Regions from separate parts of the Homo sapiens genome. Here regions 2, 3, 4 and 5 are each linked to region 1. The links are chromatin loops, found by intact Hi-C in ENCODE. Cell type or tissue: heart right ventricle. All regions are shown on one strand.

Evidence for each region. Peaks named below come from ENCODE experiments on the same cell type or tissue, not always from the same donor. Only the 100,000 strongest peaks of a DNase experiment are listed, where the experiment ranks them.
Region 2: it touches region 1 in a loop (5-fold over the local background); 36 of 110 quality-filtered maps call a loop at or near these places.
Region 3: it touches region 1 in a loop (2.7-fold over the local background); 9 of 110 quality-filtered maps call a loop at or near these places.
Region 4: a loop joins it to region 1, with 3 times the contacts of the local background. A loop is called at or near these places in 5 of 110 quality-filtered maps.
Region 5: it touches region 1 in a loop (11-fold over the local background); 4 of 110 quality-filtered maps call a loop at or near these places.

The regions. Positions count from the first base shown.
Region 1 is chr13:59,389,880-59,394,879 of GRCh38, reverse strand. No RefSeq gene overlaps it. Among named protein-coding and RNA genes, the nearest start is that of DIAPH3-AS1, 620 kb to the left of the region's middle. RefSeq lists an enhancer at 2,959-3,068. In heart right ventricle, CTCF peaks have their summits at 2,871 and 3,081 (motif pointing left); a DNase peak (open chromatin) is centred at 3,038; H3K27ac peaks cover 2,418 bases.
Region 2 is chr13:59,765,192-59,770,191 of GRCh38, reverse strand. All of the region lies in intron 27 of DIAPH3 (diaphanous related formin 3), which reads left to right. Among named protein-coding and RNA genes, the nearest start is that of DIAPH3-AS1, 250 kb to the left of the region's middle. In heart right ventricle, no CTCF peak of the experiment used is centred here; no DNase peak of the experiment used is centred here.
Region 3 is chr13:59,474,711-59,479,710 of GRCh38, reverse strand. No RefSeq gene overlaps it. Among named protein-coding and RNA genes, the nearest start is that of DIAPH3-AS1, 540 kb to the left of the region's middle. RefSeq lists an enhancer at 363-1,180. In heart right ventricle, a CTCF peak has its summit at 2,515; a DNase peak (open chromatin) is centred at 3,132; H3K27ac peaks cover 4,486 bases.
Region 4 is chr13:59,529,451-59,534,450 of GRCh38, reverse strand. It overlaps LOC107984625 (a long non-coding RNA gene), which reads left to right. Exons shown (of 5, transcript XR_001749886.2): 2 at 3,063-3,099. Among named protein-coding and RNA genes, the nearest start is that of DIAPH3-AS1, 480 kb to the left of the region's middle. In heart right ventricle, no CTCF peak of the experiment used is centred here; a DNase peak (open chromatin) is centred at 2,520; H3K27ac peaks cover 4,432 bases.
Region 5 is chr13:59,491,638-59,496,637 of GRCh38, reverse strand. The region is part of intron 4 of LOC107984625 (a long non-coding RNA gene); the gene reads left to right. Among named protein-coding and RNA genes, the nearest start is that of DIAPH3-AS1, 520 kb to the left of the region's middle. In heart right ventricle, no CTCF peak of the experiment used is centred here; a DNase peak (open chromatin) is centred at 1,997; H3K27ac peaks cover 2,654 bases.

The DNA of each region.
Region 1 (5,000 bases):
AATCTTCAGCAAAATGGTACTTGGAGATGGGGCCTTTGAGAGGTAATTAGGTTATGAGGATGAAGATCTCAGGAAGGAATTAGCGCATAAGAGACCTAAGGGAGCTTGCTTTCTCTCTTTACTCTCTGTTGTGTAAAATGAGAAGACAGCCATCTCCAAACCAGGAAACAAGCCCTCACCAGGCACCGGAAATGACAGCACCTTGATCTTGGAATTCCCAGACTCCAAAACTGTGAGAAATAAATTTCTGTTGTTTAAGCTGCTCAGTCTATGATATTGTTTTTTAATATGTATAGCAGCTGAACTGACTAAGACAAGTTTTTTTTTTAAGGCAGGGTATAATAAGAGGCTGAATGTAAGGTTTGGCCAGTGGTGTGAGTTAAAGGACATTTACACAAAAATAAGTACCTTGCTACTCATGCTTATTGCCCCCAGATGATTTATCAAGCCAAGTATATTCTTCACATTCTAGTAAGGATACAGTACTTGTTCCAGTACTATATGCATAGTAAACATATTTCATTTCATGGAAAGAAGAATTTTAAAATATCTTGCTATGTGCCACATGTGAAGCTCAGAATGTATGCCACTGATGAATTCAAATAGAGAGTACAATTTCCCCACACCCGGTTCATCAAATTTTCATTTTTTGTGTGTGTGACATCAGGTAACATAAGCTTTCTTTTGATTATGTCTCTCATTTTGCCCTCAGTATTTTTTTTAGATTCCTGAAATCAGAGAAGTTTACCATTAAGTGAGAAATCTAGCTATATTGGCATAAATCCTGAAGAAAGAATGAAAAAAAAATGGCATCATGCCATATCCTAATCATGATAGAGCTAAAATAGAGTAAATGGCAAGAGTGTAACTTAGAAGAAACATTGAAATGAAATGAATGACAGTAAATATATTTAAAAGTCATGACAGGCACATCAAAATAAGGATAATTTAGTACTAAGTCATCTTTATAAGGAAAAAACTCAAACATAAAATTTAACATTTAAGCAAAATCATTATTAGCCAAGTAAAAATTCAGTAAGAACACTAAAAACATATGCTTTACACATTTTAACTTTTCTTCTTAGGCTGATCTATAAGGTATGTCAATGATCCAGGTATTTTTAAATATCTAGGTGTTTGATACCATGTAGACAAAAACTGCAGACATTTGGCTCAATTTTCTATTTTCACCCGGCTATTTAGAATCATATAAATCATATAGAATCATATAAAATCATATATCTTATAAAATCATATAAATCATATAAATCATACAAAATCACACAGCATGAACTATCTTTTCAAATCGTATAAATTAGGCACAGACCATTTTCCTTGTAGGCAACATATAATAAAATCAGAGGAACGACCATAGAATCAACTAAAGATGATAGCTGTTTAATTATGAAAGATAATCATTGATTAGTTGATAGTTCTTTATACAATAAACATTTTTAAAGAAGTCCTTCTGTGGAAATTTACCTGGCAGATACTTGTGGCTGTCAAAGGGTGATAATATTTGGCTGATGGAAATAGACAAAGTACACAAGTAGCTTTAATGCAGGTAAAAGATAGTATTTATTGTACACAGATGGCCTCTTATTGTGGAGGTACAGCAACCCTCAGGGTTGAAGAATGATGATTTCCTGGACTTCAGATCCCCCTGAGGATGCCTGGTGGACCCTGGCAGCATGTAACTGGGATAAGAAGTGCTTCAAGCCTGCCCAAGAAGCTTTTTCATTTCTAAAGGGATTCCTTCTTGGTTTTTGCCAAGTTTTATGGAGTCTCTGGCTCCCTATTCACCTATCCCTAGTGTACTGTACTCCTGCATGTTAGCTGTGAGCCTGGCTAAACTGTAGACCAGCTTCCCAGGCATCTTATCCTCCTAGTAGGTCTATTCCTATAGGCTGTTACTAGTTCCACTAGTTCCTTCTACACACAGATGCACACACACACACACACACACACACACAGAGAAAGCTGGAAGAATTTGAATTTGTTACTAAAGCAAGAAGTACAAAATGGAAAAATCAGTCTAAGACTATAGAATGTTGTCAGTTTAATTGATTGAAGCCATCCTAATGATACCCAGGGTCTGTCAGTGGTTAGACTTGATCTGATGGGCAATAGGGAATCATTGTACATTCTTGAGGAAGGGAGAACTAAGATGAAAATGATGTTTGAGAAAAATACTGATGGATTCTTTATAGTGGCCTGGAGATGGGATAAATGGAAGAGAAGTAAAATAAGTGATATAGGCATGAGAAGCACAGGTTTGTCTACCTTTCTCTACTACCTTCAACAGTTTCAACAATTGGCTATGTTCCTAACTTGAGTCAGGAGCCTTTTATAGGTGATCTCACTGGGAGGTAAGATTTAAAGGGAAATGACTGGAGGCAATCAGGTAGAGCAAACCTGTCTGTTCTCTAAGGGGCCAGCAGACATGAATGTGGTGGCTAGATGTGGGGACAAGAGTTTCTTAGAGAGCTAAGTTAGCCTTAACAATCACAGAGGCTGAAAATATTTGAGAAATGCCTATATATAATGGGATGGTGAAGAACTGACTTAGCTTAGGATATAAGATTATCCCCAGGGGATCTTGGCATAGAGTCTAAAGAAGAGTCTAAGGAGGATATACAGCTCATCTGTGTCCGTCAGAGTACAGCCAGGACATAAAATACACACCTGTTATTTTAATAGAAGGAGTTTAAAATAAAGATTTTTAACTAGGAATTAAAGAAATGAAAAGGCAAAAAGAGAACACTAAGTATAACCCTAGGCCTGGAGGATGAGGGAAGAAGTTGAAATTATTAACACTTAGTGACTTGGAAGAGAGGCTCTGCAGAGCTGGTGAACCAGAGAGGTGAGATGAGGCTGGTCTTTAAGCGTTGGAAAAATTGCAAACTGGAATCAGCTATTCTACTGGAACAAACCAGTGTAAGGGTTGCTAGAGTGACATAGGAACAGGAAACTAAAATAAGAACAGAAAACCAAGACAGGAGCAAGACACAAACAGGAAGTGTTTGTGGTCCCTGCCTTTAGCCTAGCTGTCTCCCTCTGGTGCCCTCTAGTGACAATGCCTAACAGAACCTCTGGCAAAAGAAAAATAAGAGTCTCAGCCCTAGCATTACCAAAGGGAATATAGAAAAATGAGTTTGATGCTGAGACAATAGTCTAATAACGGGGCAGACATGCATATTCACTAGTTGGTAGGATGAGTGTCATGACTAGAGTGAAGTGACGAGAAGACACTCAGTCATGGACATTCTGGGACAGAACATAATTGAGACAAACAATGAGGTCAGAGCCTCTTCCCAAAGGAAGACTTATATCTTGAGAAAATCTAGAAGCTAGTGATAAATAATAATAATGCTATCAACAGCATTATTTCATGAGTTCTTTCTATGAGCTAGACAAAGTTACGGCCCATCTTATTTAATCTTCACAACAGTACTAAAATGGTAGGTAGATATTATTCTACCCATTTTGCAGATGTGGAAACAGGAGTCAGGCAGAAGAATATCTAGTATGGTTGATAGATCATGATTGAAACCCAAGTTTTTCTGATTCTATGGCCTAGGAACAAAAGTGTTACTTGGGTTTGACTCATGATTTTCAGCTTCATCAAATTGCTTAAAAATCACTATCAGGGATTGCTTTAGTAAATTTCAACTATCAGCATGGGAGAGTACGTATAGAAGAACATGGGGAAAATTAAAACTTGCGTTGAGAATAGAAGTGCCCATACAAAAAACATCTACAATTACATGTGAGGACTTTGTAGCAACCCTGTGCATGCTCCACAAATATTGTGTAATAAATATACCAGTGCTGGATACAGGTTAAGGTGGCAGATAGGAGGCAGGACTAGCTTGTAGCTCCTGCTCGGATGGACAGAGCAGCATGTAGAGACTCACGTCATGAACTTTTGCTCCAATAACTACCATAGGAACATACCAGTAAAGCAGAGAGAATCCAAAGACCCTTTGAGGGAACTAGATCACTGCTTCAGACTCCCTGAGATGCTGAAAAACTGTGAGTCTGCTTGCTTTCTCAGCAAGAAGGCTGGTGGTCTGGAGCAAGTTCTCAGACATGGTCACCTGCTGCCAGGAAGTAGACTCGGTGCTGTTGTGGGGGCACAGTGGGAGTGAGACTGGCCTTTAGGCTTTTGGGCTGCGTGGGGAGGAGGTGAGGCCTGTGACTGCTGGCTTTCTCTGGTGACCTGTATGACTCAGAAGAGGCAGCCATAATAGCCCTGAGAATATAACTCCATTGGCCTGAGAACCACACCTCCATCACCCATAGCAGCCGCAGCAAGCCTTGCCCGAGGAGAGACTGAGCTCAGACATGGCTAAACCTGCCCCGACCTGATGGTCTTTCTGTACCCACCTTGGTAGCTGAAGACAAAGGTCATAATCTCTTGGGTGCTCTATGACCCTGCCCACCGCCTGAGAAGCCTGAATACTTAACCAGGTGTCCTTAGGGCAAGTTTGCATCCTTCCTATGGGACCACAGCTGATGTGATCTTGAAAGTGCTACCTCCTGGCTGGAGGTCAACCAACACAAAACCAGCACACTAAACAAAAACACAGCCAAGGACCCTCACAGAGTCCACTCCACTTCCCTGCTACCTTCACTGGATCAAGTGCTGATATCCATGGCTGCAAGACCTGAAGACGATTCACATCACAGGACTCCTTGCAGACACTCCCCAGTACTAGCCTGGAGCCTGTTAGCTCTGCTGAGTGGCTAGAACCAGAAGAGCAAAACAAGCACTACAGTTTGGTTCTTAGGAAACCCCATTCCTAGGGGAAGGGTGAGAACACCACATCAAGGGATCACTCCCATGGGACAAAAGAATCTGAACAGCAGCTCTTGAATCTCAGGTCTTCCCTCTGACATAGTCTACCCAAATAAGAAGAAAGCAGAAAAACAAATCTATTAATATGACAAAACAGGATTCCTCAACACCCCCCAAAAATCATACTAGCCCACCAGCA
Region 2 (5,000 bases), 380 kb before region 1:
GTTAACCGCTTCCCATCTCCTCCCTTGAAGTTATCTATCATCAAAAGGAGATATTTGATTGTTTGGTCTATGCATAGCTTCAAAGAGTTGTCGGATCAGATGTAGGGGAGGGGAGATTCAATTTCGATTTGGTTACTCACTTCTTAGAAGTGGAGGGCTACTTATTAAATATCTTTCCCTTAGTCAAGCAAAGTGTGGCAACATTAAAACAAAAGAATGTATTTGTTGATGAGTACAGGGCATTATCTATTTTCTTTATTCAACACAGTCCAAACCTAAAGATTTTCTGTAGTCTACAGAAAATAGTAAAATCTCCTCTTTTAAATCAAGATAATTAAAATATTTATTAATGCATTTTAATAAATATCATAGTATGGTGTTTGAGTGTTAAGAAATCAGCTGGCCCAGTTTAAGGTACCAGATGGGGAAGAAGTATATTGCGGGTCTGACACCAGGCCAAGGAATTTGGATTGTTGAGGTTTTTGAGCATGAAAATGACAGGTCCCCATAGTTAGTATGGAACTAAAGTGTAAGTGAGAGGGAGGGATTGAAAGGACTTCATGGCAACCTATATGCCAGTATGAATCGGCTGCTATGGATGGGGAAAAGTCAAAGAGGGGAAGAAAAAAAAAAGTCAAAAAGGAAAGAGGCCCAGCCTAGAGCTCTAGGTTAAGACACCCCCACAGAGAATTGCTAATAATTCATAAGCAAGTGAGTTATCTAAAGGAGAATCTTTAAAACAAGAGAATGGCAAGTTAAGGACTGAACCTTAGGAATGGAGTCAGGTGAGTAATGAAGTGAAGGAGAAGCAGAAAAGAGATCAAGAAGTTGGGAGGAATTACACAGTAGTGGAGCCTATACAACGAAGGTTGAAAGAAGACTTTGGTTTTCTCATTTCTTTTTCTTTTCTTGATTGTTTTCTTTGTAACCTCTGGTATACCACTGAGTGACTGGTGTTTTTCAGGATACATTAATTCCTACTCTCCTAGGGACTTCTCTTCCACTGTACACTCTGTGAACTGTCTGTAAAACTTTTGTGATAAAGGCTCCACAGATATGAATTGTTGAACCACACCTTATGCTGCATCTGCCTGCAGTTTGTTTGCATCCTTATTAGGTGGTTCTCTTTTCATAAGTGGTACAGTGGGATTTTTTTTCCAGTTAAATGGATAGAGAGTAATCAGAAAGAATTCTATAAACTATATGCAATTAAAACCCCTAAAGATAAAACTATTTAACTGTGACAAAATAAGATAAAACATAATCAAAATTTTAGGCAAACAAGTATTATGCATTTTTAGAGAGCATCCATAACCTAAACAAAATCTTGCTATATTATCTTTACACTAAATCAATTCTTAATAGCCTTAATTTGGATTTGATTATCTATTTTTACTCTTCCACTTATATATGGCACTTTGAGAGATTTTTATAGAAATAAGATTGTATTGCCTCCAGGCACAGCTGCTCTGCCACTCTGATTTGAAGTCAGAGTTAAATGTGAAGCTGGTTAGATATCTTTGAATTAGCATATTTTTCTAAGGGAGGCACACAAGATGGGCTTTGTTGTTGATATATCAAAACTTCATATATAGCCACCCCTCCCCCATCCCCAATCCACTCGATCTTGGGACACCTTGTTTCTTGACCTGCCTTTTCTCAAACAGCAAGAGTTTGTCTTTAGGCAGAATTAGGAAATTTCTAAGGTTTCCATTGGTGTCTACTGAGCACTAACTGCCTTAAGTCTTCTTTGGAAACAATGAAGACAACTCTATTGAAGTAGTAAATGTTGACAACTACCATTTTCATTTATTTTAACTGTATCTTATTTTAAAGTAGAAAGAGCATAAGGAACAATATATTAAAATAACTTGATTTTCTAAATGTCATTGGCCTATTTTTTGAGAGTATTTTTTGTTCTTTTCCTGATGAACTCATGCCTGACAAATAACCTAAGAAAGGGAGCTATTAAAATACTAATGGTTTTTGACACCCTTACACTTGGGCTTTCAAGCAGAATCAAATGCTACCTGTAGCTGTCAAAAGACTTAAATATTTTTTAAGGAGATTTTTTTAGGCTAGGAATGTAAAATAATTTGGATGATTTCACAGTTTATTCAAACATCAGTCTCTTATATTTACCATGTAGTCAAGCAAAAGGCAGAATGGACTCAGCAGGGCTCCTGCCTAGGTAAGGATGCCCTGTGGGTAGACAGGAAAGGCTTTTCTTATCTAATTTATAGTCAGGGCAGGACAACCTTTTGGCATAGTCATTATCAAACAGACTCTTAAGCATGAACAGGTTAGAAAAGTCTCAAGTAGTGAAGACTTCAAGTTGTTTTAAAAGGACATTTATGCAAGAAATAGCAAATGTCTTTCATTTAATGAGCATTCACAAATGTATGCTGAAGGCTGGAATAAATTTAGTGAGAAGGAGATAAAGAACTGTATTGTATAAGGAAAGTAATGTCCTTGACTTCCCTGAAATGGTTGTTATGATTAATATCTCTTGTTCTGCTTGTGTTCCATAGTGGACTATAATTATTATGATCTTTTTAAATCGTTTGCCCATTCTGAATCTCTCCCTTTTCTTATGGCAAAAGTTCAGAGTCTAAGTTTATAAGGAATCAATGGACAGACTTTAGAAGCTCCTTGAACTCTGTACTTTTGTTTTAAATTTTGTGTTTGGACTTAAAAAAAAAAACTGGTAAAAGGATATGTTGGTTTCCTCAAATTTCTCCCAAAATAAAAATCCCTTTTAAAAGAGGATTAAAGAATTACTTATTTTGTCGTTTGATTACTGATTTGTTACACATTGTCTCTGTTTCTATGTGTTGTGTAATTTTGCATTACTTAAAAGGGAAGCCATTTCTATGATATTAATAATTGTTTGCCATTTGAGAACTAAACTTTCATGGGCATGTCAAATTCTTGGTGAATCTACAGTTTTAGAGACAAATAAATTGTTTAACCTAAACAGTTACAATCCAACGAGGTGGTGCTACTGTGGAGGTTCACTGAGCATACAGAGGAAATGACGTCATGTGTACCTGGGATAGTCTTTGGTCTTACTGGATCTCTCAAGCTGGAAGGAGTGCAGGGCTCATCTGGGTCATACAACTTGGAAGGAGCAAGAAAGAGAAAGAGAAGCCAGAGGAGGAGCGTTCTCCCCTAGGAGCCACCAGTGACAAAGAAGTTGGGAAAGAATAGTCACCAAAGCCACATGTTCAGAAAGGCCAGGTACAAAAAGGATGGATAAGCACCCGAGCACAGATTGGACTGAAGGACTCGGGTATCACTGCTTACCTTGAGAAACGCAGTATTGGTAGAAACTGAAGCCAGGTAGCCTTGGCTGGAGGAGGAGTGGAGCTTTTTTTCTTTCTTTCTTTCTTTTTTTTTTTTTGAAAGCCTAGATATGAAGAAAAGAAAAAGTAGGAAAATAGCTGAACCAAATGGTTTGTGATTTAATGAGCATATTATGTTTCTTTGCCATTCATATGACAAAGGCTTTACTGTCTTTGTATTCTGAAAGGAAGTATTAATAGTTCTGGAGGTGTGGGGCTAAGACTTAGGGGAGCAGTAGCTTAGGTTAGGTTCCCGGGGAATGGGATATGAAAGCATAGGTGCAGAGCACCTGGACAGTTACAAAGGAAGGATGTTTGAACAGAAGTGGATGCAGACAGTAATTGAGGGAAAATTCTGAGCTCCCATCTGATAACACCTGTTTTCTCTGAGAATTAGGAGATAAGATCTCTTCCTTAAAGTCATAGTCTCTGGCTGGGGGAAGGAGGCAAGGTCATTGGGGCTGACAGATCTCTAGGGAATGTCAGAAGAAAGTGATCAGGGAGACACAAAATAATTTTTACATTAATGGCCCAGTTGCAGAGGGAGATGATTACTTATGTAGTGATAGTATAGTGTGTGAAATCCATGGTAAGAAAAGTAGCCAAGGTGCCTCCCGGGCCCTGTGAAAAAGGGCAAATGATCCCCAGCAGCCTAAAGGTTCTAAAAAGTAATCACCACGTGTGACCACAATGCTCAGGCAGTAGGCAGACTGGGTGTGCTATAGAGCACCAGCCAAGCAGAGTCATCAAATTTTCTGATAGGATAAGATATTTTGTGTTTTGAAAACTGTAGTAGTTACAGGAAAATAATGAAAACTCTTTTGGAACATAACAATGTGTGGTTCACCAGTGTTTCTGCTGTTGTATTCCATCTGTAGTAGGCATTATGGCAGGGATGGGGGACCCTACTGCAGCTGAGTTTCTTCCAGGCATGTGCCAACTGCATTATGTGTCTGAAATCTTTTCTAAGAAAACAACACTTGGTATTTATTTATAAGATACCATTGGATTTATATTTTACTTTATTTGCCCTCCTTAAAGGTCAGTTCCAAGTAGCCACAGATATGGAAACCACCTGTCAGTATTAAAAATAAATAATTTGCAAAATACCTTACACATAGTAGGTATTTAAAAAAAAATAGCAGTAGTTGTTTTTATTCAGTGACTATTTGTGAAAGCATAAAACTAGCCAGATTTTCAAATACTCTTTCTACAAGTGAATGGTCTGGCAGAGCAGTTTGACCTTGAAAAACAGTTCGGAGTCAGGTTTGGGCTTTGAGGTCAAACAGGTCTGGTTTAAATTCTTTACTTACTATCAGGGTGACTGTGGTTATTTGTCTTTAAGTTTTCTTTTCCTCAGCTATAAGAAGAGGAATTACACTATGTGTTTCATAGGCTGTTAGGAAGACTAAATGAAAGTGTATGAAGGTGCCCAGATTTGTGATGTAGTGCCTAGAATTGAGTAGCTACTCAATAAATTCAAAATACGCTGGCACTTTCTCATTCCTTCCCCTTCTTCACTTTCCTTCCATGATACATTTGCCAATAGAAAGTTATTGCAAATCCTTCAACAAGAATGGCACATAGAATGGATTTAGTAATTGGAGACATGGAAATTAATTTTCTTGCTATGAATAGTTCTTGGACTGTACTTAA
Region 3 (5,000 bases), 85 kb before region 1:
CTGGCCTTCCCAGGACATTATTGTTTTTCCAGATACCTGCACAACCTCTGCTTCTATGCTTTTGGGATGCTAGTATTCATCCACATCTTACTTGCCTCTATCCACAGAGCCCATACTCTCCACAAGCTTTTCTCAGATTTGTCTCTACCCTGCCCAACAATCAGAAACACTGTCTCCCTCTCTTGTTCTCCTCTTGCATTTTGGTTGGAAATCAATTTTCCAACTTAGTACTGTCTGCTGGACTGTACATATTGGATGTGTATCTGTCTCTACCAATGAACTGTGAACCTCCGGTGGAGAACATCCCATTCTGTACATTTTACCTTCTTCTGCCGCATTCTGCACAATTCCTACATAGAGCAACTATAAATAAAAGTTGAATTGAATAAAATTCACAAATTGTATAAAATCTCTTTTCTAGATGGATTTCTCTTGACTGGGTGAAACTTGCTGACATTCAGATAAATCTCTTCAACGTTCTTTCCTGAAAGGATGTCTTACTCCTTGGTAGTTAGGGATCGCTCCTGGGTGTTTTTAAAAGAGATTTTGACTTAGAAGATCTGTGAATGTGACTATGTGGGCTAAGCTTCTTAAAGGGGCAACCCAGCTGAGAATCACAAAAGAAAGCGGAGGCTGCTACTTTTGCCGACCGACCGTACAAGCTGGGTTTTTATTGTTGCTAATGAGAGCCACTCGTGTTGACTGTCTAACAGGAAGTACCTTAATCCTTTCTCATTAGACTTCTAAAATTAGCCTTGCTTTGCCCTGCTGGAAGAATCATGAAATGTGCTACCTTTTCAGATTTAGGTGGGATGATAGAATTGAAGGTCCATTCCTAGAAGCTGGACAGATATTCCTAGCTGGGCAGTATTAATGAATAAGCTTTTTGAATCAGAGTGACCTGGGCTCTAATTTTAGTGCTGCAATGTGGTAACTTTGTCATCTTGAACAAATTAGTTAGCCAGTTTGATTCTCGGTTTTCTCATCTTTTAATGGGGTAATCATACCGCTTTGAAGGAGTATTAAGATTAAATGGAAGAATGTGTATCAACAAATAATGGTGAATGTTATTGCAATCAGAGCTCTCGCATGTCACCAGCCAATCTTTCAGGGCTGTAAGGGAAAACTATTTCCTTCTCTCCACCAACTAAAGGAAAACTGTTTTTTTTTTTTCCTCTACTCTCTACTACCCTCAATACTTTACTTCTGACACCAGATGTGTGGGTTTTCCACACCAGGCAATTCTCCAATTCTCTGTAGACACCAACTGTGTGTCCTACAATTTAAGTCAATTCTGACACGATCTACTTGGAGATAGCATCAAATCCCACAGGTTACGGGATCAGTCCCATAAGACTGGCCAGGTGTGGTGGCTCACGCCTGTAATCCCAGCAGTTTGGGAGGCCGAGGCGGACAGATCACAGGGTCAGGAGATGGAGACCATCCTGGCTAACACGGTGAAACCCCATCTCTACTAAAAATACAAAAAATTACCTGGGCGTGGTGGTGGGCGCCTGTAGTCCCAGCTACTCGGGAGGCTGAGGCAGGAGAATGGCGTGAACCTGGGAGGTGGAGCTTGCTGTGAGCCGAGATTGTGCCACTGCGCTCCAGCCTGGGCGACAGAGCGAAACTCCGTCTCAAAAAAACAAACAAAACAAAACAAAACAAAAAAAACGGCCTCTACTTCAGGCCGCTGACAGGTCCAGGTTGTCACCTGTGTTTCTGACTGGCTGGTTATAAATCAGAGGGTCCTGTGACATCCTCCTTGGGTTTGATAATTTGCTAGAATGGCTCACAAAACTCAGGAAAACATTTATTTACATTTACCAGTTAACTCAAGAACAGCTAAATGGAAGAGATGCAAAGGACAAGGCATGAAGGAAGGAACACAGAGCTTCCATGCCCACTCTGGGCATGTCATCCTCCTTAATCACCAACCCAGAAGTTCTCTAAACCCTGTCCTTTTGAGTTTTCATAGACATTTCATTCTGTAGGCATGATTGATGAAATTATTGACCAGTGATGATCAATTCAGGCTTCAGCTCCTTGCCCCTCGGAGGTTAGGGGTAAAGTTCCAACCTTCTAATCACATGATTAATTCCTCTGGCATCTAGCCCCCATCCAGTGATTTTCTAGGGGCTTTTGAAAAATCACCTCATTAATATAAACTTGGGTGTGGTTGAAAGGGGCTTGGTATGCATAACAAGAAACACTCTGGAGCTATTTTAGGAACCTGGGACAAAAGACCAAATATTATAACCAAAGATACTTCCGTAACTCTTATCACTTAGGAAATTACTAGGATTTTAGGAGCTGTGTGTCAGAAATGAGAATACGGACCAAATATGTATTTCTCATTATAAATCACAGTATCACGGGACTTAAAGTCTATCATCAGTGTTTGTTGATCGCATCTCAACTATTAAAAGCTGGGATGAGAGAAGGGCTCTTGACACACAGGTTCTGGCTGCTGTGTTGTACCCACTCACTGCCCCCACTAGTGGCAGAGGCAGTAACTTCATCAGTGACTTGATTCTATTCCAAATCCATCAAAATTGAGACTTTTTAATCTTTTCTGGATCATGGACTTCTTTCAAAATCTAATGAAAACTATTAACCTTCTCCCAAGAAAAGAAATGCAGGTATTTATATAATTTTGCTTTTATTTTCTGGAGGTTGATGAGCCCCAAGGTAAAAACCACTGCTTCCTCTATGTGCTTACAAACTTCTGGTCCCTCATGAGGCGAGAAGCCAAGAATAACACAACGAAGTTGAATTGGCACAATTAAAGATTAGGAAAGTTAGTGCAAGGATGGAGAGAAGCACTCACTTCTCCCCCAATTCATTTTTCCTGCTCAGGAAAACCTAGAGCCAAGATTAAGACTTGAAGGGTAGAGGGAGAGTGGTTTGATAATCTTTCCTGTTATATTTTGCATTGGGAATTATGGTCATTTAATTGTATCTGTGCATTTTAGATGGTTTCTGATATAATACGTTAATCTCCACAAGGTTTGTGATAAAAATGAGTAATATCCCAATTTAGGAAAGTTACTCTGTTTTAGACATGGAAGGAAAGCTGCCCAAGCAGCAAAGTATACTGCTCTTGGTCCAGGTGGTAGATCTCTGTGCAGGGCTGACTTGCATTAACAAACATGAACACAGTAGATGTGGAAACATGTCCAGGCCTTGCTCATCAGTTCCCATTTTCATACTTCCTGAGTAGTCTGGGAAACGTGGAAGGACAGCATGAATTCAATTTAACAGTCCAATAAGTGCCAAAGAAATGATCACATCTCTGAAAATAAGTGTTTTAGACAAAATTTTTCAGATGGTAAAAAAAGACAAATCCTTTGTTTAGTAAACAGCAAACACTTGATACATTAATCATCCAGCTGACATTAAGTGTAATCAAAGGTTCCGTTTTAGTTCAAATACAACTTATGTTCCCCAATTAATTACTTACAGGACTACGTAGTTTGCATTTTAAAATAAATGTTCTGCTTCCCAGATGTCTTCTTATAGGCATGCTGTGACCCTTCTTAGAGAGGCAGATTCTCTTATCACAGTGATTTCAAGGCCTGCTGGGGTGTGAAAAAACTGATATGGTTTAAGTACCACCTGCCATATTGGACCTAATAAGGAATTTGTGGAGCTGGAATGCAGTTCCTACACTTAAGTAGGTTATATTCTTGGCAAAGAAGCTGTGAATTGAGATGATGTCATTCAAGTTTGATTTTTTCCAGAGAAACATTATTATAATGGAGTTGTCTTCCTGACCAAGGGTTAAGTTTTAGTGGATTCACAAAAATGAGGCTATCATACTGGTAAGGAACCTCAAAGGAAATGTGGGTCAGTCCTCTTTCCTGAGTCAAAAAAGTGTTATCCTCACTTTTTCAGATGAGACAAGTGAGATTTCTTTAGAGGCTGTGTTCTGCTAATATGCTAATTATGAGTAGGGATTTTGGAGGGTAAGGGTAGGATCTAGTACAGAGCCATCCAATAGAACTTTTTGCAATGATAAAAATGTTCTCTATCTGTCCTGTCCAATACAGTAATGTAGCCACATGTGGCTGTTGAGTGCTTTAAATGTGGCTAATGTGACTAGGATACTAACATTTAGATTTTATATAATTCTAATTAAATTTAAATATGTGTAGTTACATGTGAAGAGAAGAGGTAAATTGAATATAATTCCTGGCATTTGAAAGGCAAGGCCTACGTAACAAAGTGAAAAGTATAACCAAGAAAATAAAATCAGATGAGATAACTACCTTGCTGGCTGCATTGGTTATTTTAAAATGAAGTTTGTTTTTGTTTGTTTGCTTGTTTGTTTGTTTTAGACAGGGTCTCCCTCTGTTTTCCAGGCTGGAGTGCAGTGGTATGATCTTGGCTCACTGAACTTCCCCTCCTGGGTTCAAGTGATCCTCCTGCCTCGGCATCCTGAGTAGCTGGGATTATAGGCATAAGCCACCATGCTGGGCTAACTTTTGTATTTTTAGTAGAGATGGGGTTTTGCCATGTTGCTCAGGCTGGTCTTGAACTTCTGGCCTCAAGTGCATAATGAAGTTTAAGGATCATCAATCTGCTGGACAATACCAAGGAAAGTCTCAGAGGCATTTAAAAAAAATATTTATGGTATAAGGAAGGAAAAGCACACACACACAAATCCCAGGGATATGGACAAGTACTAAATAAAATATTTAAACTTAAACAAATGCTGTATTTAATGACAGAGTTAGGACACATTTAAAGAAAAATTTCCTAAGGGTAATGGAGGAAGTTGCCATGGAAAATTGTGGAATATACTTTGAAAAACAAAACCAAAAGCAGTTTTGGACTGTGGCTGGCCATAGGTCTAGAAGCAAAATTTATACTACTGTAATTCTTTCCACTTATTTGGTTCTTACTTTCAATTTTAACATATCTACTTTCTCTTAATTTTGATACAAAATACTTAACACGAGATCTGTCTTAGCAAATATTTAAGCATACATGACAAT
Region 4 (5,000 bases), 140 kb before region 1:
TTATTAGATTCTCCTCTATAAATGTCTTAGTACAGAACCTGGCATTTTGCTAAGTTTTTTTAATCCCCCCAAAGGATGTGAATTATCTAGGCAAAAATGTTTATAGAGGTAAATGAGAACCAGATAGTTTATAAATAGAATAAGAAAGGGAGCCAGGGAGGGAAGGAAGAAGGGGAGGGGAGTGGGAAAGGATCAGGGGGAAGAAGAGGGAGAGTGTGAGAGGGAGTGAGAGAGAGGAAAAGATTGGAGAAAGAAAAATCTGCCCAGCACAAGCTGGTGCCTTGCAGTAGTCTGACATGATACTGGGTAGTAGAAGGATCTGGCAGGATAAGATTCTTCTACTGTAGATGAAGCAGGAAGCTCTGAAACTTTCCAATTTCTTTAGAACAACATGGGATAGATCCTATAGTTCTTCTATTGTCCCAAGGACTAGGACCTGACATATAAGGAACAACCACAGAACCATTCACTTGTAATAGTAAAATTGAATTTTAATTCTTGTTCTATTTTATAAATGCACAATTTATTGAACAAAATGATCAATGCACTCCACAATGCATTGTAAATATTTCTATAGGCAGTTGTAAAGGATATTATCTCTTGAGACAAGTGCTTCTGGTATTTTCTATAAATGTGGCTGGGGTCAAGACCTGTTGGTCTTGACTCACTGGTATTTTATGCTGTTACAGGAAGTCTGGGGCAGGTGGGGGATGGCTTAGTAAACATTAGTTCTTTCTGAATCAACAGGAATATTGAACGTGATATCTGAATACTCAGGTTAGAATGTTATTTCACTTCTGTCAGTCTCCCATTAGCAGCGACTGATTGCAATAAGCTCTAGATTTTCAGAAGTACTATATGGAAAATGCCATAAATCAGAAATTAAGACGAAGTGCAATTTGACAAAAGTACATTACAATTAGCATTAACTTTATTGATTGGTCTATAACAGAGAACTGTTTACCAATGCAATCTAGATGCATCTGCTCTTCTATAACTGCTTATTTAGGTGGAAGTTTATGAGTTTTCTATGCAAAGTGTCTTGCCTTAAATCTCTTTTTCTTTCATGCTAGTAAATAGAAGTAAGAAGCTTTCTCCCTTATAAATACAGACCAGAAAGAGGTCGATAGAATGCCAGTTCTATGTTTTTCAAGATTAATAGATGTTAATAAAATGAAGTGATAAAATTGCTAATTGGATTCAGAAGGTAGAACTGTGGCAAGAAATACTTTTTAAAGGGTTTTTAAAAATTGTGATTTTTATTGGAAGGAGGTGGATGGGAAGATACTCCTTATGTTGGGATCTGGAATGGCCTAATTATCTTTGGAAAGTCCCTGTTTTACTTAATTCTGTATTCATATCTTCCTTACAGTACTCAGTTTTCTTAGATTTTCTTCTCTCTTGCAAAATGAGAGGGTTCAAAATTACTTAATTTCAATTGATGCCATTGTCTCTGGAAAGCTGCAAAAAGGCATCAGACAGCAATTATGCATTTACTATTTTATTGTTAGTGTCATGTACCTTCCAAATGGAACTGCTACAAATAAACATTTCATATTTGTCAGCCTTCACAATGTTACGGTGGTAATATCAACTGGGTCTACCTTTGTACATGGGTGTATATCTGTACATATGTCTTTCTAGAAAAGAATATTCAGTACATGCTTGGAGAAATTTTAATAAAAAATAGTTATAACATCTAAGAGTACAAGAAAACACACGTTTAGTTTTAGGCCTATTGCAGAGATAATTTGAGGCCTAAAAATTGTAAGCCTTTCATTAACACATTTATTTGTAGAGAAAATTTGTCTCTGAATATATAGTGGATTGAAAATTCCTGGACAGTGAATGAGTCATATGTCTTGGTATTTGCCGTAGCAACTAATAAGCCTGAGTAATTTACCTGGTAATCTGTAATCTTGCTTCAAAAAAGTATTTAAGGTAGATTACTGTAGAAGCCACACATAGAGTTGCAAAAGACAAAAGAAAAGAATTAAAATCTTTTAGGAAAGAGAATGACATTCTCCAACCTGGGCTAATATTGAATTCTGCAATTTTAGCTTTGAGTTTCCTGGAAAATAAGACAAGAAGTAAAACATGATGGATAAATATTTATCATTATCAAATGTAAGAAAGTAAGTCATTTTGACAAGAACAACAAGCTTTTACTGATAAAAGAATGTGAAATGAATTCATATGGAACTGTAGAAGGAGAATATTGAGCTACATGAAGTGTAGCTTGAAGACCAGATTTTTAAAAAGCGGAAATGTTTTTGGTATAAATATTTCTTATATTGATATTTGAAAAAAAAACTCTGCCTGCTTAATATTAAAATATAAGTCAGCAGTCATCATGAACAAAAATGTTACGTGGAAAGATTGTCATATCCTAGAAATTAGATGGCGGCCTAGAGAGTTACATAAACAAAGAATAGCTGGAAAGAGTTCAGCATAGCAAAAGCAGCTACAAAAATAAACTCGGGCAAAAGCTGTGCTGAACAAAAGCTTCACCCTGGCAAGCCGCCAAGGGAAGTTACTCAAACTGGGCAGAGCCTTTCCTGAGAAACCTCTGCCTCCTGGTCGGGAAGTTTTCCCTTGAAATCCTAAGCTTTTCTGGTCGTTTTATCTAAGAATTCTGCCTAGAGTAACAGTTATTAGGTTCTACCTCACTTAGCATACTGTGATCTTGACATCAGGGCAAGGAGCTCGCTCTTATCTCAGTGCATCTGCACAGTCAACTTCCTCAGTTACAAACCCCTCCTACCTACCCTCAGCCCCTGCTGGGCCCAGTATCTACTTAACAGTTCACACGTAGCCTCTGCTTAACTACTGCTTCCTTCAGGAAGTCTTCCCAAATCTGAGTAAGTTGTCCCCAGGTCGGTGATTCTCATGCCTGGCTGCACATCAGTATCACCTTGTATGCATTTGAAATACACCAAGGCCCAGGCTCCACTTTTGGTAATTTAGACCAGGAAGTTCTGCTTTAATTATTCTGGGTGAGGCACAGACGTAGATAGTCGTGAAAGTTCCCCAGGTGATTCTTTTTCCTTTTTTTTTTTCAGAGCCAGCACACTGGACCCAGCTGATTCTAAGGAGCAGGTGATACTAAGAACCTCTATTCTGCATTATCTATTAGCTCTCTGCATTTCCCGGTCATAACACTTACCAATTCAATTTAATGCAATATTAATTTATTGAGCATCTGCTACGTGTAAAGGATAACTTGGTGAATAATTAGTGAATAAAACATACAGGATCACTATGTTTATAAAGCTTACAGAAGACTAGCGCAGTGAATACTGAGCCAGTTCTTTGTAAATGCAATGAGTATTTAAAGAGGAACATTACAGAGTACAATGTACTCTGTATTCTGTAACCAAAAAAAGGTAGTCTACTGCAGCAGGTTGAGTCATCTTTTGCAATTTTTTTTTCCTTAGGGTCTCACTGTTGCCGAGGCTGAAGTGCAGTAGTATGATCTTGGCTCACTGCAGCCTTGACCTTCTGAGCCTCCTGAGTAGCTGGGACCACAGGCGTGCACACCGTGCTTGGCTAATTTTTGTATTTTTAGTAGAGATGAGGTTTCAGCATGTTGCCCAAGCTGGTCTTGAACTTCTGAACTCAAGCAATCTGCCCACCTCAGCCTCCCAAAGTGCTGGGATTATAGGTGTCAACCACCGTGCCTGGCCCATCTTTTGCAATTCTTGACACCAACCCTATATTAGAATTATACATCTATATCTTTTATCATGTGACTTTGCAGTACTTTCCTACAACAGGCCTTTCCTGCACTATTGACATTGAGCTTGGTCATGGGACTTGCTTTGGCCAATGGAAAGTTAATGGACATCATGGGGCAGAGGCTTCTAATGTATTTGACATTTTGTGCTCTAGCGATCCACCAGGCAGAGAGCATGCTCTGAGAAGCCTGTGCCCCAGAATTAACACACAAGTGTCTTTGACCTGAACCCAACTCACAGTGAGGAACTATGCCCAGAGAAACTTCAGTCTGAAGTAGAACCTCCCACTGGAGCCTAGCCAAGATCAAGCAAAGTATAGAGAACCTGCAGACCCATGGGCATGAGAATGAATGCTTGTAAGCCACTGACATTTGGGATGGTTATATAGCATTACTGTGGCAACAGCTAACTAATACATGAGGCTGGGGCTCAGACCACATTGCATTTGCCTAAATAAGCCATGTTTACTTTATCTTGTTCATCATTGTATTTCTTATTCCTATTACACTGTGTGATATGTAGCAGGTGCAAAAAATGTGTATTGAAGGAATACAAATATGGTTTCTGACCCCAGCGATCTCACAGGATAGTGTATGAGACAGTTCTGTGAACTGTTATAATGTGAAGTGATAAATGCAGTAATAGAAGAGCTATGATAGCATGGAGGTAAGAAGTCTTCAAGTCTGGTGTTACCTACACCAGGGAAAAGTGTCAAAAAAACAAAGCACCCATATTTGAATATAATAAGAGCTACTTATTTTGTCCATCAGAAGTTTTTATTAAACTTGCTGGTATAAGGTGGGCTACTTTGGAAGTCATATAAAAAGACTTATAGTTCCTGCCATGACTTAATAAATTATATGTTCAAACATTTTCAATATATGCACAGAATAACACGAGATATATAGAATCTACATTGCACACAAGAAAAAGGTCAATGGGCTTACAGCTGGGGTCTAGTGAATGAAATTCCAGAGAGTTATAGACTGGAATATGTGTTTATTCTGAAAAGGCACATTGTGGCTTTATAAATCAAAGTGAGAACTCATCAGAAATTGCACAGTGAAGGATAAGGAGTGGGTGAAGATGAAAGTGCAAGATGCACCTACTCCCTGTTTTCAACTGTGCACTATAAATAAACGTCCTCCCCAAATCACCAGTGACCAACAACTGTCTTCCTTCTTCTGACTACTTCACTCAGTCCCTTTCACACATGGCCCTGTGAGAGCTTATGGATTTATAATTTGATCAAGGTTAGAAACG
Region 5 (5,000 bases), 100 kb before region 1:
AACCTCAGCGTTCAGTAGTTGTGATGGAAACTGTATGGTCTGCAAACTTTTAATCTATTTACTATCTGTCCTCTTACAGAAAAATTTTTCTGACCCCAGTGTTAGAGGATTCTAAGAAAGCTATGAATCGGGTGGTGAAAGGGTAAAATAAAATAACCAGACAACTACCAGCAGGAGACATACGGTCTAAGGGAGGCAAGGAATGTGGCAGGCATGATTCTCCTTGCTCATTTTATGAAAACAAATGACCAGATAAGCAACAGTCCTGGAATTGTTACACAGATGGGTCCTGATGGTGCCGCTTATGCAGCTCGCTGAAACTCTTTCTCAGAGGGTTGTTTTACACAGCCTTGGCCTCCCACCCATCTGCTGCCACACCTCTCAGTCCTTTCAAGTATTATCTAGAGAGATCCAATTGTCAGACACTGAGAACAAAGCATGAGTCTCAGCTTTATTAGGGATTTCCCCTCCTATAATATTTCATACAAAGCCTCATTCACACCCAATATGAAGGCAGTGCTGCTTTTAAAAACCATTTCACATTTTTAAACCAATTCTGTTAAGCATGACTTCAGCTGTCACTTCTTGTTATTTTTGGAGAAGCTTGATGCTCGAAGGTTTGAAACGTCCCGTCCATTTGTTCAGTGGGCTTCTGATAACTATCCCTGCCCACTGGGTATGAAGTTGACACTAATTAAGCAGCTGACTGCCTTAACGATAGAGTATATTAGAACAGGCCACGATGCCATGTAGTTATAATTGTTCTTACAATGTCTGGATACTTGGTGCTTACTATTCTAGAAAACCCAGGACTTCCAAACTGGTGAGATTTTATTATTGCTGCAAATGATGAGTGCAGAGAGAATTTGGGAATGAATGAATGTTGATAGTGGGCTCAAGGCTGTCCGCACTGCAGACGTAGTCTGTAAACCCCCTAGAATCAAGAGAGAAGCAGGCTTTTTAAACCCTTGCTACATAAGCCTTGTTATCGCTCAAATAGACCACTTGAGATGGAAGTACAGACAGATTTGGTGCTGATGACAGCTCACCAGGACCCAGCTCTCCATTCAGGTACATTGATATGCATATTCACTCTACTGGAAAAAAAATCATCTCCTCTTCTACCCTGGGACACGGCTTTTGTAGGCTCCGGAATCTGCTATTTTATACCCACCTGCTGGTACAATATAAGCAGCTGCAATAGGCATCAAGCTATGAAAAGCTCTGAGGAGCACTATTGCAGTGCGAATTGCTTCCTTGCTCTGCACTGTTTGGTGATTGTAAGATGGATTGCCAGATTAGCACAGACACACAGTATTTGTGTAGGTAACTGGGAGGGTGATTTTTCCCTGCTTCTCCTACCAGCTATTTCTTACCAGTCCCTTTGCCACCTATAAAAAATTGGGTATTTGCTAATGTTTCTTAGTGGAAATTCAAAGGCCGGAATCACTAACTCAAGCCCACAGTAATACCACTCTGTTTCTTTCTGCCCTCAAACTGCCACATAAGAGCCTCTGATGCTACTGGCCAAAGAGGCCACTAGCCTATGCAATTGCTGGCTCACAGAAGCTTCCAGGACAGCAATTCTCTGTTCTTAATGTTTTATGTCACCAACTAACTAAACATAGCCACCTTTCCCAAATGCAGAAAGTTGTTTCCAAAACACAAAAAGTTGACCCCCCAAAAAAAAAAAAAGTTACAGATAACTCAGAGGTGTGGAGGCTGTCTCATGCTTTGGGAGACTTGTGCAGCCGTGTGGGTAATCTATGTTAACATCTTGTCTTCAAGATGCTGACCTCACTTTGGTTCAGACATTCTAGGAAAGGATTCATTTCTTCTCCATTTCAAAGCTGTTTATCTGGCTTAGAAAATAGCTGTTTTAAACAGAAGCCTTTACACTTGTCTGAGTAAATTCTGTTCCAATTTTTGTTTTGGCCATAAGTCAAAGATAACAGCTGTGCGCTTGTGGGTTCACTGAACTCTACGTGCTTGTTGGCTGCATCACCGACCAGAGGGAATAACCAATAATTAGAACATTTCAGGTCATCTTGGGAAGAACAGAGTTTTCTCTTGTTTGGAAAGGTGGTGTGACCTCCCTCTGATTTTCCCAAATGTGGATCTTTTGGTGACTGAGTGTAGAGCTCAATATACAAGCCTGGACTCATCACCACTGTGTCCTCCCTTTCCCAAAATATTGCCTGATAAATGGAAGCTTAAAACCATATTTACTGTTTTTCAGCTTAACTCTTGCTCTGCAACAGGCCTGGGCCATGATAATAAGCAAAAATACTTGTGCATTCCTAGCACATCAGCATTTCTGATCACAATGATTTGTGACTCAGGCCTTGAAAGCTGTGGGGTTTCTCCCTAGTTGAATCAATACAAGTTTACATAAATATATGTTTCTGTTTTTCTTTCATTCTTGATTCAGCATTCATGTTTACTATCTGGTAACTACAGACAGTGGGAGCATGGGGGCAAGGGAGAAGTCGAGCAAATAGAGAGATGATTCAGAAGAAATTATTTGGGTGGGTTCTAATGTCTTAACTGATTATGACTTTTTTTCTTGTGAAGAGTAATGTGTTAGAATTTTCATTTCAAAAGATAAAATTTATTCTATATATCTAAAGAATATAACTGCTCATCTATTACACTGAGTATATACTACTATAGCCATGCCTACAGTAGGAAGTGTTCTTGTATCAGGGTATTTGGTGTGCTAGATAGAGCCTTTCATATTGGAGATATGTATCCTAAAGCATTATTAATCCAATAGTGACATAGAGGCTGGATTGCTACTGATGCAAGCAGTATTTGTTCTATATTTAAAATCTTCCTGAGTCAAGGAGACAAAGTTGGCAAGAGATATGGTGATTGTTTTTTGCTCAGTTTTATGTCATGACAGGGAAACCTTTCACTTTCACTTGAATAACCACAAGGATGAAGGAGAGGCCACCTTTTCAAAGATTCACCTGCAAGACAGTTTCTGTTATTAAGCAAGGACTCATTACTGATCTGCTCTCACTCTGCTGTAGAATGTGGCCTGGGCTGCTTTCGGTGACTGAATTGTTTGTGAAATGTAAAAATGCACCTGGCTGAGGTAGAACATGGGGTCTGAAATTTAGACCCCCCTACTTCTGTTCAACAAACTCTTGGCCCACAGGGCTGCTCAGGGTTGGAGTGGGAAGACAACAGGTTTTTCCTAGATTGCCCACATTTTCCATATTGACTAATGGCATCTCTGAGCATGTTTAGGCTTCTTGGTGTCAGTTTGAACCCAAGACATTTTACTTTAATCATCCCTGATTTCCTTACCCTTAAATCCTGTTTCAATATGGAAATAAATGAATTATTGATAAATGAAAGTAAATCAATAATTATTGGTTAATATGGATACATTTTCTGTGACTGGTTTCACTTAGGTAAAGGCTGCCTAGATATAGAGATTTCTGTGGAATATCCACATATTTTTCATTTATTTTGTTAGGAAGACTTTAAATAACATTTTATATTCAAAGGGAAAAATTATAACTAATTTGAAGTTTATGTGATTATATTCTATCAAGCTGTTAGTCAGTATAGGATCGTTTAAATAGATTCTTGAAGTGTGACCTGGGTTAGGATGGATATTGATTGGTAACAAAAAATCTTGCCCAGGAAGTCATGATAAGAAAATATCAGTAGTTGGCTGGGCGCAGTGGCTCATGCCTGTAATCCCAGCACTTTGGGAGGCCAAGGCGGGCGGATCACCTGAAGTTGGGAGTTCGAGACCAGCCCGACCAACATGAAGAAACCCGTCTCTACTAAAAATATATAATTAACCAGGCGTGGTGGCGGGTGCCTGTAATCCCAGTTACTCAGGAGGCTGAGGCGGAGAATCCCTTGACACCCGGGAGGCGGAGGTTGTGGTGAGCTGAGATCGTGCCATTGCACTCCAGCCTGGGCAACAAGAGTGAAACTTCATCTCAAAAAAAAAAAAAAAAGAAAAGAAAAACAAAATCAGTAGCATACTCCCATCCCTGAAGGTATGTATTCAAAGTGCTGTGCCCACCACAGCCATTGTGTCCCTGCAGGCAGCTTCCTAAACTGGTCCTAAGAAGGACTCTGAATAAGCCGGAACTGTTTAAAACTTTCTCCAAAGATGGAATGTGTGAGTTCAACTAGAGGAGACTGAGAAACACTCATCTTCCTGAAACAAGACAAAAATATGTCGCCACACTTCTGGGTCACATTTCCTGTCTGCTTGGAGCATCCCTCTAGGATTGAAGGAACAAAGAGGGGTGGTAGGGAAAATCCATTGAATCTCAGAGATGCCTGTGCTTGCAAATTATTTTCAGTGTGAAGATTTAGAATCTGGGGAAAGACAGGAAAGTGTGCAGCAGGGATTTTTTTTTCCACCTCAGCATTTCTTGCAATGGACTGATTGGTGTGAGAAATTAGCTGTCCTGCTGAGAGTTAGGTGTAGCATCATAAAGAGTACTTCAGGGAAGCCTTTGTTTCTAGCATATTGGTCTTTAAACTGTGGGCCCTCTCCAGTAGTTTTCCTGATTACCTTCATCATGTTGTCACACAGGGGGTGTAGAAAACAGATTGCAGATCTCTATCTACTAATACACTTAATCTGATTAATTTTTATGCTAGTGCCTTTTCTCTTTTATTCCTCAAAGTGCCTTTTCTCTTTTATTCCTCAAAGTGCCTTTATCTCCTTCATCTGTGACACTACCACATAGGTGCTCATTTAACAATGAAAAAGAGCCTCCAGAATGTCTCCTTCTGTTGTGTGAACTTAAATAAATCTAATGATTTTAGCAGAACAGATCCCCTCCTAACACACAGGAATAAATCATGATTCAGTTTTCTAGGGACCAAAAAAGAAAACCGTAGACTTTTCTATTAAAGAAACAAGCCAATTTTCTTACACTTCTGAAGCTAGATATTATTAGTGATTATTACTATTATTATACTCATTTAATTCCTATATTGAAGCCATTTTTTCTGAC